Linked DNA regions of Mus musculus: region 1 is linked to region 2. The links are chromatin loops, found by intact Hi-C in ENCODE. Cell type or tissue: left cerebral cortex. All regions are shown on one strand.

Region 1 (8,000 bases), 110 kb before region 2:
TCTTTGCTAGAATACAGATCATCCTTTGAACAAGATTCGGGCAGAAGGTCATGATCTCCTCATGCCTCAGTGATGATGAAATCTAGCAATATGTTGTCTAGAGTGTAATTGGTTTTGTAATGGACTCTTTTTACATTTGTCGCTAACACAAAAGATGTGGGAACAGATCTATTTTAGAACCGATAGAAACAAACACAAGGCTATAAACAGCAAACTGTCAGCATTTTCCTACCTTCCAGAGGGCCCAGGTGTGGTGACACGCCCCAAACCCAGCACTCAGCTAAAGCAGGAGGATCTCAGATTCCAGGCCAGCCTATCCTACATAGCAAGCTTATATAAAAGAAGAAAAACTGTAAGAAATAAATCCAAATATTCAACTGGGTAAGGAGAAGTGCTGTATGAGGAGTTGACAGAGTAAGGTTCTTTGTTTATAAGGTATGATTTCTTCAATAGGGGCAAAACCCTTGAACAAACAGAATTATCAGCCAGATCCCCTAGAGCAGACCTAAGGCAGTGTCTAAGTGCTGGTGTTTCACCGAGGTAGACCATGGGGGTATAAAGAGTGTGTCACGAGAGCGGGCAAAGCGAGTGAAGTGCAGTGGCTTCTCAGGCAGCCCCAGGTGTGCAAAGAACACCAGCTGGCTACTTGCAGGGCTCTGTATGTGCCAAGGGGCTCCTCTGCTCTGCAAAGGAATCAGGGAGAAAAGGGGGGGCAGTTTGCCTGTTGATGTCTCTCTGCTCCTTTCTCTGCTCACCAGGTATGTCTCACTGATGCTAATCCCCACATACTTCCATTGCCAGCCTTTGTGACTCAGTCCTTCTGAGTGAGCCATTTACTCCTCCAAATGAGAGGGATTTGTATAAGAAGCTCCAAAGAGGGCACCTGAGCTGCTATCCGTGAGAAGAGGCAATTTGATGTCCAAATTTGGTCAAAATCAAGGTCTAGAGCAGATATCAGGAAAGAGCCATAAACTGATTCCAACTTAAATACTCAGTATTTAATTGTAAGAGTTCTAGCATCTGCATGGAGATGACAGTTAGCCTTGGGATTTTGTTATATGTGGAGAACCAAATACTTATTATCATAGAAGGTTGGAGGGTCATGGAACTGCTCAGGAGAAGCAGGATGAATGAGGTCTCTAACTAAGAGTGCAGGCTGTGTCAGAACTGCTGTACCTTCACTTCTCAGACTGTTGGATATTTCAAAACTCATCCAGCTTACTGGAAACATTATCACGATAAAATCAGAGTGACTGTAAGTCCTTTGTGAATACATTTCGCAAAGCCAAAATGTTTGGAGATCACACATAACATTGCAGCCAATCAGGGTTTACTGGTTCACATGTGTGCCCACAGTCCACCTCGAAAACATGGTTATTAGAGCACTGATTTGCTCTAATAGTTGAGCTAATAGGCTCTATCTATCTGGTACCAGAAGTTATTCAATTAGCCCAACTGTGAGTACCATAAATATCAGGATGCAATGTCCTCTGGAAGTCAGATTTGTGTGGCCAAGGACACTATATACACTGCCTTGAGCAGAAGGCTTCAAGAACAAGGCACCGAGGTATATTATTTTTAAAGTATTTTAAATTCATTTTAAGTGCCTGTAAGTGTGTGTGTGCATGCACACACGCTTGCACATATTTGTGCAATGCCCAAATAGGCCAGAATATCAGATTCCCTTGAATTCCAGCTCCTGGGAGTTGCCTGACATGCACACTGGGACCTGAGCATAGGTCTTCTGCAAGCACTAGGTCCTCTTCATCACTGCACCATCGCTCTTGCTCCCATGTGCCTTATTTTCAAGAATTCTACATAACCCAGTGTCTCTCAAAAGTTTTTTATTATATACCATTCCTCTTTGTGTAACAATAACCCACCATCTGAGGCACTGCTCGCATAGAAAATATGCCACCTCTAGACTCTCTTGAAGTGACATGTAACAGGCTTGAATTCTGGCAGCTAAGAACTAAGTAAGCATTGTGCTCCAGGCCTGCTTGTGACATCAATTCTCTGTCACTTTAAAATCAAGTCACACACCCACACTCTGACTTAGTTTCTTCATTTTCCAAGTAGGAAAAAAAAATGCTATCTTACAAGAGCGTCAGGAAAGGCAGAACAAGGACTGGATGCAAAGACGTTTTGAAGTTAAAAAGCAAGGCAAGTGAACTCCTCACTTCTCAAATGAACAATGTGGCTTACGATTGATTCAACAAGCGCCCTCCTTTTTACAAATGAGTTCTGCACTGATCTGAGCAGGTTTTGTCTTTTCCAGCAGACTCTCACATCATTTTATGAATGCAGAAAGCCAAGAAGAGCGGATGTTGAGTGGTTGCCAGAGTGAAATGAGCAAGCTCCGCTGCCAGCTTCCCACCAAAAAGTAGGTGCTTGGACCATTTTATTCAAAAGCGGTTCTTTGAAAGCACTATGTGCTGAATAAATACCCGAAGTGCAATGCTTGTGGGGCTTCCTTGCTGGGGTGACAGAGAGGGAGTCACTGAGCCGAAGGGCACACATCGCTCCTGTGCGCTCCCCCTGAGTCAAAATGGAAAGAGAAAAATCGGTCACAAAATCCTAGAATGAAAAAAAAAAAATAGAAAGAGACTTTAAGGTTTAATCTGTCCCCTTCCCCCATTTGGCAGAGCGGTAAACTGCATAGAGAGCTAAACCGACTTATTCCTGAGAAAGGGAGTTTTGGAAGAACTCAGCCAAAGGAGTCCCTGTAAATCAAAGCCAGTGCCCCTCCTTTAGGCAGTACCTCACTTCTGCCTTTTGATGTGCGAGCCTTCAACTATAGGCAAGCATGTCAGGATTGTGCAACCCCCTCTGGTTAGAATATGAAGTGCCCCCCCGCATGCTTGAGTACATGGTCACCTACCTGGCAGTGGTATTTTGGAAGTGCACCTTTAGGAAGTGCGTAGACCCTGTACAGAGAAAGGGCACCCCCTGGAAGGGTGGGCCTGAGGTTTTACCGTCTAGCCCCACTTCCTGTCTGCTCTCTGCTTCCTGACCTTAGATACAATTCGACCAGCTGCCTTACACTTCCGCCGCCATGCCTTGCCCTGGGCTTATAAACCACAATAAATCTTCCTTGCTTACTGTGCTTCTTGTCAGGTACCTAGGGCCAGCAACCCGGAAATTAGTGATCCGCCTCCCAAGTGTGGCTGAGCAGACACTCAACCTGAGTGAGCAGACACTTAACCTGCGCTCTAGTTAAAGTGGATTTTCTACAAAGGCGATATAGAGGATGTCAGAGAAAAGTAGAAACGAAGCAGGCGGTGTTTCTTAGTCAGAGCCTGACTCAGGGTAGGACATGGGAGGGTGTGGGTGAGCTGTGTTTTGATTCATGGAAGGAAGGTTCTAGAACACAGGCCACAGTCCGCACAGCTCTGCCTTCTAGGCAAGGAACTTGGCTCTTATCTCTCACACCTGCTGGCTGCACATTTCTAGGGAGGAGGGTTTTGTTTTTTTTTTTTTTTTTTCTTTTACCCTTTAAAGCAAGATGATTCTTGTCCTCAGAGGCAGTTTTCTGGGGAAGAGGAGCAGCTGGGAGACATTGTCAGCCTCTCTTACAGCTCCAGGTGTGGCTAGGATCATTGCTAGGTCAGGGATCTGAGCCTTAGAGTGTAGCTCAGGAGCAAAGTGTGGGTAGAGTGAAGGGGAAGGCTAGGGAGAGAGAAGAGGCAATGTCTAAGGTCGCTCACTGACTTAGAAGCAGGTATTCCCTAGGACTCCCGAGAGCTGGATAAGACAGAAGTCCAGGGGAAGTGCTTCGGGCCTTTTTTGTCTCTCTCCTTCTCATTTCCTTTAGGGTTTCTTCTAGGTTTCAGCTTCAATGATGAACAAAGGTAAGAGGAAGACACACTCGATGCTGTCCCCAGTGCGTTGATAACCATCCTTGAGCCCGCAGTTGTCCAGAGAGTTCATCTCTGACTGTCTCAGGCAGTAGAGGGAGTGGCCAGCTGTGCTGAGTGCTCCCGGAGAAGTGGGCATAGCGTTCCCACCGTGAAGCGTGAAGCCCTGGAAAGCACGCCCTTCACCCCCTCTCAGGTTGCCATGCAAACTCCTGTTCTCAGCCGGCCATGTGAGTCAGCAGAGATGGGAATGCTCATTTATTTGCACAAACTTATGTCAACAGTGCTTTCCAAAACAACCCACTCTTCTTATCATATCATGAAGGAAATATTCATTCCTGACAGTCTTCAGCATAGCTCACATAACAGTCTGTTGATGGGAATGGGTTTAGCACACACCCATTTGAGGAAATAGAGGTTCAGAGAAGTATAACTGGCTTGGCCAAGCACACGGAGTTAATTAATGCCAAGAACTTAGTGTTACTTTAATTAATGCCAAGAACTTAGTGTTACTTCTCTCTCTATCTCTGTCTGTCTGTCTGTCTCTCTGTCTCTGTCTGTCTGTCTGTCCTCTTGTCACACTGGGGATTGAGCCTCATGCATACCAAGCAAGTATTTTACCATATAGCTATATTCCCAGACTTTTTGTGCTTTTTGCTTAAGCACAAAGTTTGTGTAAAGTTCCCCAGGCTGTCCCTGAGTTCACTGTAGCATTGGTAGGCCTCAAACCTTGTGATCCATCACCTCAGCCTCACATTTAGCTGGGCTTACAGTCCCGAGCTGATAGGCCCAGGTAAGTGTCACTATTGTTTGTATACAGGCACATGTGTACAGGTGTTTCCTTGTTTCTGAAAACCAGAGGCTAGTGGTATTTTCTTCTATTTCTATCTACTTTGTTTCCTGAGGCAGAGTCTTGGTGAATCTTCAGCTCACTGACTTTTCTAGATTGCCTGGCTGGCAAGCTTCAGGAATAATCCTGCCTCTATCTCTCCAGCCTCTGGGTGTGCAGCTCTGTCTGTGCCAGGGTTTTAACATGAGTGCTAGGTATCCAAATTCAGGTTCTTATGGTCTTGTTGCAAGTACCTTACCAACTGACCCAGCTCCCTAGCCCAAAGCGCATCTTTTTTTTTTTTTTTTTAATAAGCAAACAATTGGATGCCAAAGTACCAAAGCTTGGGCTGAGAACCAAATAGTCCCTGTTGCATCAAAGCTGTCAACCACAACCCTCACTCCCAACACCAAGAAGGCACAGTGCATAAGGCTTGCCTTTGAAGTCTCACAGGGAATGGGAAGGATGTGGGTGTGGAAGGGACATAAGACTGAGAGAAAACGTGGAGCCTGTCTTCCCCAAACTTAGAGAAAACTCAGGGAAGTCAGAGAAGATGGGACTGGAAAGCACACTTGCCAGAAGCTGAGGTGAGCACAAAAGGTGTTCCGGGCTGGGGCACAGTAGCAGAAGGGCTGCAAGCTGAGGTGGAGTCTGGAGGGGAGATGGGGAGATGGGTGTGAACTTTGATTTGGAAACCAGGCTGTGAGTAAGGAGGTAACAGAAGGAACAAAAAAGCCAGAGCTCCCCAAGTCCTCCTGGCTTTGGGATATGGTGGGTCCTACCAGATAGGGTCACCTGCATAAAATTCATTTTTATGGTGTATTCTTTTGAGGTGCTGAAGATGTGTCTGAAGTACGCACTATTGAAATAAAATGCACCCCCAAGTGAGACTGGTGTTATCTTCTGGATAATAACCCCAGGAAATGTGGAGAGCTGAATGACAGCTAGCGACAGGGGGCAGGGTGGTGGTGGTGGAGGGGAGACAAGATAATGCAAAGAAAGAACACACAGGAGGCACCTAGGGTCATGAAGCTGGGTGCCAAGAGGCAGGGGAAGATGCTGGGACAGAAAATGTCACAATTTGTGCCTGAGGTGGCTGTGCAGAGGCTAGATGTGAGACAAAAGGAATTGCGTGGTGGGCAATGGTGCAGGGATGTCTTAGATTTACCCTTTTCCTTCTGAAATTTTAATAATTTTAGTCTTTGGGTTGAGCTGACAATGCATAGATAAACAGGGAAAAAAACGGTAACAGCTGTCAACATGTCTGAGTATGGGAGTCACAGAAGAAGTGTGGGATCCAAAGGGGCCAGACAGTAGCTGGTCATTAAAGAGGGATAAACAAAGGGACATCAATGGGGCTGCTGGAAGTAAGAGTATGCTCTGAGCAGTTGCAGAGAGGAGGAGGACAGCCTCAAGGGGTGTCCTGTGATGGAGCTAAGTGTCCCAGCCAGCCACCTGTGGTCATCTCTAACTGGGCCAGGTGTTGGATCTCTACTCTTCTTCCTGTGGGGGGAAAAATTCTTGCTAAGCTATCACTGCCCTAGAGATGTTTAGAGTTCTGTTTCCAAAAGGACAGCCCTTCAGAGTTCTTCCTGCATATGCTGAGATCTGGAATTACAATAGGCAATTGAAAACATGTCAAATAAATATGTTTGGAACAACATATTCTGATCCCTCTCTCTCAGTGTCTGAACCCTCTGAAAGGGAGCACACTATCGCTCAACCAGTGAGCATCGCCTTGGGGAGCAGAGGGTCCAGGTTCTATGCCCACCTCATGTTATTGGAAGTGGAGAGAGGAGGAAACTGGCTCACAGGAGACTCTTCTGCTCTCGTGCTGTTGGAGGAACAATGGATGTTGACTCCAAACTGGGATGTTCTTAGGCTGTGCTAAGAGGCTGCTTTATAGACAAGAGGTCCCATGCACTGGTGCAAATTTTTACAGACATGCATTATGGTAACCAACAAATTTAAATGATACTGCCTACCCATTTTTTTAAATGTATTTGTATGAACATGTGGCACATGTATGAAGGTGCCAAAAGATGTCAAAAGAGCTCAGTCCCCTGGAGCTGGAATTTAAGATGACTGGGAGTCATCTAATCATCTTTTCTGATATTCAATCATGGATACTTTCTGCCAGTGGTAGCCAGTAGGTTTTTGTAAATTAAATAAACTAAATTAATTTCTTTTATGTATATGGGTGATTTGCCTGTGTGTATGTTTTTGTTTCAGTACCACATGCATTCCTGGTTGCCAAGGAGGCCAAAAGAGGGCATCAGAGCCACTGAAATGAGAGTTACAGACTGTTGTGGGTTGTCACATGGGTGATGGGAACTGAACTTAGGTCCTGTGCAAGGGTAGCAGGCGCCTTTAGTCACTGAGCCTTCTGTCTGACCCCTAGGCAAGTTTTAGGATGGCTAAACTCCTGCATCCTTGTTAGCATCCTACATCCCAACCTACCTAGAACAGGAGGTGACAGATGTCAATAATACATATGGGACCCAACAGTTGGATCTTCAGTAGTTTTCAGAACAAAATACAAAATAAAATTTATTTTAAAAAATGAAACTAAGCATGCAAATTGCTAGTGTACTTGTGATGAAAAGAACAAGAAAAGCCACCAGTGTGTCACACTTCTGATTCAATGTCACTTTACTAACAGTGAGACACACATGAGGACACAATTATATAAAAACAATATAGGATTTTGCCAAAGTATAAATATTATACTCAGTAAGTTAGACATACCTTTATTTCAATAGCGAATTTATATACTGAAGCACATCTGTAGCAATAAAAATAATTGCATTCACTTGTCTGAGATAGTTTACCACTCCTAGCAATATTTTAAAACTGAATGTCAGTTTGAGTCTGAGTACTACGAAAGAAAGAGAGAAAGGAAGGAAGGAAGGAAGAGAGAGAGAGAGAGAGAGAGAGAGAGAGAGAGAGAGAGAGAGAGAGAGAGAACAATCACCCATCTACTACACTCCCCCCCCCAAAAAAAACAAGAAAAAGGACTAGCAAACATAGTAGTATAGTTATTTTTTCAGTTTTACTTAATGAAGACATATTTGCTAGGGTGGGAGGAAACAATATAATTTCACTTAACAATTGGCATTTTAGCATTAACATGTTAGACTTAGAGAAATGCCTTTTCATTCTGCTGACCTCTGGAATAGTATGACTGGACCAGATGACTCGGAACAAATAACACAGACAGGATACGGCATGCTTGTACTTCTTAGCAAAAATCAAGAAAAACTGTCAAAGGCCATGGTAGCCAGCCTCCTTTCTCCTTTCTCCCTCTTCCTTCC
Region 2 (8,000 bases):
TGGTCATAGAGCAATTTACACAAAAGGAGACATATATTTATATTTCTTGCCCCCTCCCCCCCAGATCTGGTTTTCTAGGCAGTAGTGTTGCTCAAGGTAAATAGACAAAAACATATCTGGCCACAGGGTGTTGGCTCATGGTTACAGCTCCTTGCAGATGACAGGTACTCAATGAACACAGATGGGTTGGCCTACCTCAACTGCCTCTTGCTTCTTCTAGAAGTAAATCTAGTCTATGCAAGCTTACAGACCGTTAACAGAAATAAAAGATAGCATTTTGTCCTGCAGCGTGTCAGGGTAGGAGTTTGTCTCCTAGGGTCGCACTAACCCTGGTCAGGCATCTAGCCCGGCCGGCTCTCAGTCCTGCATGAAGTGCATCCGAAGAGTGAAAAATGACCCTATTTCAGATGCATTTTTCACCCTTTGTATCTTAGTGAGACTCACATGCAAGAACAATGACTAAGCTAATTACCACGGTTCATTATGACAGAGCAGCAGGAAGAGCTCCCTCAGACGCAGTTAAGTCTTCAACAATCATGAGGGGTTTTTTTGGAATCAAAGTTCTGAATCCAAGCTACTTGCTCATGGCCTTCCAAGGAACTGAAACCACCAGACAGGACACAGGGGCCCACTTACCCACACTCGTTACTGGACAGAGCCTTTCCTGTGCAGCAGGCCAGTGAACCGAAGTCTTCTGGGTTTTTAAGTTGCCCTCACTCTAAGGACTATGGCTGACGTCACAGCCATCGTTCAAATCCATCAAACCAAGGGAGGCATGACCAGATGGTGCCGGGTACTATTAGAGGGCATCAAAAGAAGGGGGGAGGGGTGGCAAAATGCCCACAGATCTAAATCAAACTCAAGTTAACCAGATGCCTGGTGATGGAGACATCACAGTATTCCTGCCCATATTCGAGTGCATCTCAGAAAGGCTTCTCAGAATGAGTACCCATGTGGCATTCTTAGATGGGTACCAATATTCTGCAGGCTCCAGTAAGAAGTGTTAGTGGTTTGCTGCTCTACCTAAGCATTGCCAGTAGAGAAATCTCAGGACCATGCATTTAACTGTCTTCTCGGAGCATATCTCAGTGACCTAAACAAAAACCCTGGCAGTCAGCAAAGCAAATCTCAGCTAGGAATGAGCTGTAGTGCATCTTCAGATATTTAGGTTTCTAGTTATACAGGCCCAATCTCGGAGCTTATCTGTAATGTTTAGGTATCTAAGTCAGGATAAATGCTTGTGTGTAACACATGCTAGCTTGAGAGAATGAGTCTGTCACTCACTACATTAACCACTACTAAAGAGAAGTTAATTTCCTGGGTAGATACTTAACATCATGAATAAACACAGCACCAGAATCTATTGTTTTATGCCATCAAAAAGACAGTAAAACACTCCCCCCAGCTGTCTAAGATTTTACAATACTGGAAGAAAAGCCTTGGAGATTTTCTCCAAAGGGAATATTTCTCCTTTTCAAGGGGCAGAGACTAAAGCAACTGAATAAAAACGTTAACTCTTTCCCTGAGACCTCAGCATTGAAATAAACAAAAGATTCTACTTTATTGCACCAAGTATCAAGCAGAGGGAAGGGGGAAACACATATATTTTGGTACTGCGGACTTAAAATTCGTAATAGCTATTAGTTTTGAGAGGAAGTAGCCCTCGACCTTTCCTACAACTAACCAGATGCAGCGTTGCATGTAAGGAAAAGAAGCCTTAGTGGCTGACACGGGGTCCGGTTACTGTACACAAAGTCGGGGGGGGGCACGTATATCTATAACAACGATGTGCGGTCCCTCTCTAAGGATGCTGGAGTTGACTACTGACCAGTCCAATTCCCCCAGTGCTCTAACTCAGACCCTACTGCAATACTTCCCCTACCTCTTCCCCAGCGCGCTCCACATTTAAGAAAACAACAACACCACCAAAATAACCAAAACAAACAAAACAAAAAAAATCCCAAGTTATTAGATTTAAATAGTACAATGGTCCTGGTAGCCGAATAATGAGAAAAAATTCCAAACTCAGCTTGCATCCACACCTTCAAGTTCTTAGAACCCAAGAGTTAGACGCCCGACTGGGAGCTGAAAGCGCTTCCAAATTTCCCCAGGGCAGCTACTGCCTCGATTTCTACAGAGGGTCATTGCAGCAGAATCTGGAAGTTTCCCTACCTGGTTGTTGGGCTCGGTTTGCCTGCCTCTGCTCCAGGCTACAAGACGCCTCTGGCTGCGAAAGACGCGGCTCATACAAAATTGACTTTTCCTTATTTGTTTCCATCCATAATTGATGGGGAGCTGAGAGCGTAACACGTCTCCCGGCCGAGCCCTTGCCGCCTGGAGGAGACCCGGTCTATGGCGCTTCTGTGGAGCATTTTTTCAGCCAGAGAACAAAGCACGCAAAGTTGCGGGGGAGAGTGGCTGGGAGACCCGCGAGTGGGTGCTCACGGTCCCCGCGTGGACAGTCAGTGGCTCCGCACTCCCAGGCTGTCCCTGCGTTCTCCCGGCCGAAGCTGGCCCGGCGGCCCGGGCTGCGCTGCGGGCGGGCTGGAGGCTCCAAGCCCCGCAGCGAGGAAGGCGGGCTCACCCTGACGGCTTGCGGAGCGGCGCCGAGCCGGCCCTGCCAAGAAGAAACTTTTCCTCGCAGCCCAGGGTGTCTTTTCTTCCCTTAGGGGTGCGCCTCAGAGGAGGGGTGCGCCTAGGAGGAGGGCCGAGCTGCCCCGCCCCGCCCCCAGGCCGCCCACCGGCCAGCTGGGACTGGTCAGCCAGACCTCCCCTGGCGCCTCGGGCACCGCTGGAGACCGTGTGGCTTGGGAGAGCAATGAACTCCCGGGAGCTACGACGCTACGCCCACGCAAACACACGCGTCCGCACACAGCTGCGCTGCGGGCTCCCGGCTCGGGGTCCCACCCCCATCACGCACCCAGAGCGTCAGCGGAGCTTGGGCGACTGTCTTACCTCTCATGGGGAAGCCTGCTTTTAAAAACAGACAAATGAAGCTTGTCACGGTCAGACAGAAGAGCCAATCAAGACAGTGTGCAGAAAGAGCAATCCCACGGTCTCGGGTCTCGTCTTGCGATCTATCCTGAAACTCACTCGCTCCAGCCCTGGCGGCGGCTGCGGCGGCGGCGGGACCCAGCGCGAGCAAAACAAACCGCTGCTCGGCAAATGGTGTAATTCGATCCATCTCCGAGTCGCTCCCCTAGATCTCCGCTCCCTGGCCACTCTGCAGCTCCCACAGCGGCCAGCGCCGCCCAGAGCCCCACGCGCGCCGCGGCCTCGACCCCGGTGGCCGCCGCGTCCCTGATCGCGCACGGCCGCGCGCCCAGGCTCTCCCACCTTATCCGAGCGGCTCCTCCCGCGCCTCCCGGAGCCGGGTCGCCCAGCTGGCGCCGCCTCTGTAGCCAGCAAAGCCGCCTCTCCCTTCCCTTCCTCTCCCTTCCTCCAGGCGCCCTCACTACTCTCCCACACTCCCCCAGACGTCCCGAGGACAAATTGCTGCAGCCCAGTGGTGCCATGGGCGCAGTTGTACCCCGAAGTTTTGACTTAGTTTTCTAGTGTAGGATTTATTTTTTGGCTCATTTTACAAGCCCCCTCCCCCATTTATCTTTATAACCACCAAGTAAAACAGCTGGGAAGACGCAATCAAACATAGCTGTAGCTTTAGAAAATACAGAAATTGCCTACTAAAAATCTTATTTCCACTTTGAATGAAAGCCATTCAGTACAGTGTAATTTTGCAGGCTAATGAGCCGGTTTTACAGGCAAGTGTTTCGTTTAATACGTTGTGGGAGAAATGAAAATGTCCTTGAAGCGACATCATTTAAGATGTACGGACTGTCATAAATGAAATAAAAGAATCATTTATTCCCAAACAAGAGGATCTTAATTCAAAGTTCATTTCCAAGAACGGGCTATGTTTATTAGTTTCCAATCTAATCATGTATCACTTAAGGGTTCTAAGTGGCTGGAATCAACCCTGATGCCCTCTCTTAAAGAGAGAGAAAGAAGAGAGCATTTCCGCCAAACTTTTGGTTTTCCTTTGAGTGTGGTTAATTACCATGGAAAGAGAGACCCGGCATGGAAGCATATTCTTGTCTATGATTTTTCCTGCTTTTCTCTCGCACATAGATATATGTTTACATTTAGGAAGAACACTGCCCTGGAGTTGAAAAGGAACTTCAAAAAAGACAACCCCTTTTAAAATGCAAGCTCCCCCCCCCCACCCTGTTCCTCCTGTTACAAGAAAGGGATGGGGGGACAGAAAGAGCAGCTTCCGAGGCTAGCTCAGTGTTGGTTTTGTTTTTTGTTTTTTTGTTTTGTTTGTTTTTTGTTTTGTTTTGTTTTGTTTTGTTTTGCTGTTAAGTTTTTTGTTCCTGGTTGGCTGGTGTTTTCTGGTTGTGTGGGGCTCTGACATCACTGCAAGTTACTTGGCAGTCAAGGTCCTCCCCTGGCCAACTTCTGACCCAGAAAGCTGGGGCTGTTTCCTGGCCAGCAGTTATTTCTTGTTTTCTGCTCTGCGGGCAGAGGGTGGTACTGGCCACCCTGTGAAGATGCCAAGTGAGGAAACAAGTCACCGGCCACCCCGACAGGTTTGCCAGTTGTCCCATGTCTGCAGGAGCAGCAAAGGTTCATTTCAGATTCCTGAATCCACCCCCCACAAACACCCCCAGTCAACATCTCACGTTGTAGCTCAGGCTAGCCTGGAGCTTATTTAGCCCAGGCTGGCTTCAAACTTGAGGCAGTCCTTCTGCTGAAGCAGAAGAGACTCTGGAGCATTGAGATTACTAAGAGTGAGTTACAACATTCAGTATAAATTGGGTTCCTGCACATGTGGGCAGCCTTAGAGGAAAAGATACCCAGAGATTACAGTTTTACCCAGACCGAGTCTTTAAATCCGGGAATAAAAGGAATGATGGTCTGGTGGGTTGCTGGAGAATATGCTGATGGGTCCTTTGAAACCATGAATTACATGTTTTCACTTTAAATATCAGCCTGGACCTCAGAGTCATCCTTCTGTTTGCTCTGTCGGAGGCCGAGAGGCCAGAGCATGACATGGGTAGAAAGGTCAAAGATTACTCTTGAGGATTTACCATGTCTGTGTTGTGTGTGAGAGGGGGAAGGGTGGGAGTTGGGGGGTGTTGAGAGGAAAATGACACTCTTCATTTAGTCTTTAGTAGAAAAGCATCCAAGGAAAGCACTCAGGCGGCTGTCACTGCAGTGGTTCTGATTCCCATCATTTCTGTCCACTTCATACCATTCAGCTCTTTAATCCTGTTAACTTCTGCCAATTCCCGTTCTCCCACCCACTCTGCACTCTAGGCACTAACATTGGCTCACACTCTGCCCCTCACTGGAGCACACTCTCCTGATGTTCCTGCTTTCTCTGGTATCCTATAAAGTGGTTCAGCTTCATTTCTGATTTCTTGATTGAACAACAAGTTGTCTAGGTGTCAGAGTACCCTCAGCCCACAAACCCTCTGTATGGGCCGGAATGACTGTCTTCTCTGTTATGAAATGTTATTTAATTTATCTTGCTTAGGATGTCTCCCAACTGGACACTTGTTAATGGGCCAGGGTTCTCCTCTTCCTTTCCTGGACAGGCCTGGTGCCCAGCACTGGGGGGCACACTCAGTAAATACTTGTGGAACAGGTGTGGCGCCAGAGCCTGCAACATTCTCATACTCTCTTCTGGGCCAGATAAGAAAGGCGTGTTACTGCTATATTCGATAGCCCTCCATAGTAATGCATGCTAGGCACCGACTTTGTGCCCCAAGGTCTTAAAGTCCCACTGAGGATGTTTGTTCAGTCGGGTGAGGCAGGAATTGGATAGACACACTTTTCACCCCCCTCCCCCAAAGGCTGACTCTACCTGGCTAACAAATACACTTTGGTATTCTCTGTGTGGTTTTCCCATCAATGATAAGTAATAACTCATTTCCAATTGAATTGTAAGTATAAAAGGGAATCTAAAATCTACAGAAAATCTCTGCGTGTGATTCTCAGTAAAATGTATCAATTATCAAATAGTGCAGTTTCTTAACCATTAAACGACTAGCTATTAAACCGTTAAACCTATGAAACAAATACCATGCTTAACATCTGCCAAGCTGTTCTAAGCATTTCAAAAATATTAGTGTGCATCAATTCTATGAGGGAAATACTATTATTAACACCATGTTAAAGGTGAGGAAACCTACAAAATAACAACAACAACAACAACAAAGAAGCAGAAGAAAGAAATGTAGGTGATTTAGTTAATGTCGCACATGTAATTAGGTTTTGTGTGCTCCATCTTATTTAGTGGGGTCTGAATAGCAACCGCTAAGAATGAAGTGTTTGGAGTTTATACAGTTTGCATTCAAATCCAGCCACTTCCCAGTAGATTTGCGATTTGGATAATTTATTTAACCACAGTGGGCTTCAGTCTCCTTATTTGCAAAACAAGCATGCTAATAAAACTTTAAATGGCTTCTGTGGCTGACTGGAAGGTATAATACAGGTGACATGTTTAACCTCTTGCCAGGAGTACAGCAGGCATGGAATAAACACTAGACAATACTTTTCTAGATATCACAAAGGCAATGCAATCCTGGGATGCTACAGAACTGGATCAGAAACTCAATTCAGACTCACAGGAAATGTGAGGCTCAGGACTCAATGGGTGTGTTATAGATTTTTGTTCAGTTCTATCTCTACTCCTGTCTGCATGGGTTATGTCTTTTAATTCAGATATTCATACTATTATTCAATTGATGGGAACAATGTTTTGCATGAATTTTCACAAATAACATAGTGTAGGATGTAGATTTTCATGGTTTAAAATATATCAGAATTCCAAAGAGAGAGGCAGTTTCTCTGATGACTTCAGTTTGGAATGCACGCACCCTATTCCTTACACTCACACATTATAGAAAGTGTTTTTGTGGCAAGGGACTGCTTTCAAAACTAATCTAAGCTCTCCATGCCATAATAAATCATTAATAATACAGACCCACGTCTCTGCATCTGCATAGACACAGCTGGCCTCCTTGTGTCAAGAGTTTGCATATGAAAGTGACTCTGCCAAGATATTTCATTTTAATGAAAAATATTTATCATGGTAAATCTTAAGCCTCAAGACTTTACTGACATAATTCATTTCTATTGCTGTTTTATGCTAGTGTGGCAATAGCCATGCCCATATTTGGAATGATAAAAATTTACTTTTTTAAAAAAAATACTTATTTTGATTACTATTCTACCTTAGCATGAATAATTTCTGCCACTTGCTCTGTGTAAAGAAAATGCACCGTGCATTTTTGGAAACAAACCAATCACTTTACTTTTACTAATGCTTTCACAGGAGCCACTGCATGGACACTGGAGGCTTTCAAATACTATTTTTCCCCACAGCTTTTAATATTGCTAGGTCTTTTTGAAGACAGACAAAAGATGAGCATTAAGCATCCTTTTATCTGTACATTATATACATCCTATCATCCACACAACTGTCTGAGTCACTTGTAAGCTATAAGGAATAAGATTTATTTAAACCCATGCAAATCTATAGTAAAATAAACCCCACTGTTTAAGCTGCAAATGTCTGTGTTACTGGTTAGGGTGATAGGATAGTGTTTCTCTGATCATTTCAACATCACCAAATTCTCTCTCTATAGAAGTGTCCAGCCATTAGAGGCACAAAATGTGACTTGTTGCCAGAAGCCACTAGAGCCACCTACTGGCTAAAAACACAACACAAAACAAATAAACAAAACAGAATGGGATTCTGGGTAATTTATATCTTTCCAAATACATGTTTTGCTTTTTCTGTTTGTTTTTCAGTCAGGGTGCGAAATAGACAGTTTCCTAACATCAGATGTATGGAGTTATTACAAATTACACAGCTAAAATATGAGGGAGGGAAGGCATTCCGAATGGGGGACAGGAAGAAATTGATACTCTGCTATAAAAATCAATAGTAAGCCTTATTAGTGTTCAGCTGTAATAATAGGCTTGTCCAA

Evidence for each region. Peaks named below come from ENCODE experiments on the same cell type or tissue, not always from the same donor. Only the 100,000 strongest peaks of a DNase experiment are listed, where the experiment ranks them.
Region 1: a loop joins it to region 2, with 2.8 times the contacts of the local background. A loop is called at or near these places in 2 of 42 quality-filtered maps.

The regions. Positions count from the first base shown.
Region 1 is chr2:124,715,247-124,723,246 of GRCm38, reverse strand. It overlaps Gm34484 (a long non-coding RNA gene), which reads left to right and starts at 2,279. Exons shown (of 5, transcript XR_003953897.1): 1 at 2,279-2,383. In left cerebral cortex, no CTCF peak of the experiment used is centred here; DNase peaks (open chromatin) are centred at 2,332 and 3,341.
Region 2 is chr2:124,605,233-124,613,232 of GRCm38, reverse strand. It overlaps a transcript of Sema6d not described here. Among named protein-coding and RNA genes, the nearest start is that of Sema6d, 44 kb to the left of the region's middle. In left cerebral cortex, CTCF peaks have their summits at 3,123, 4,522 and 7,715 (motif pointing left); DNase peaks (open chromatin) are centred at 1,076, 2,914, 3,348 and 4,466; H3K4me3 peaks cover 3,989 bases; H3K27ac peaks cover 3,368 bases.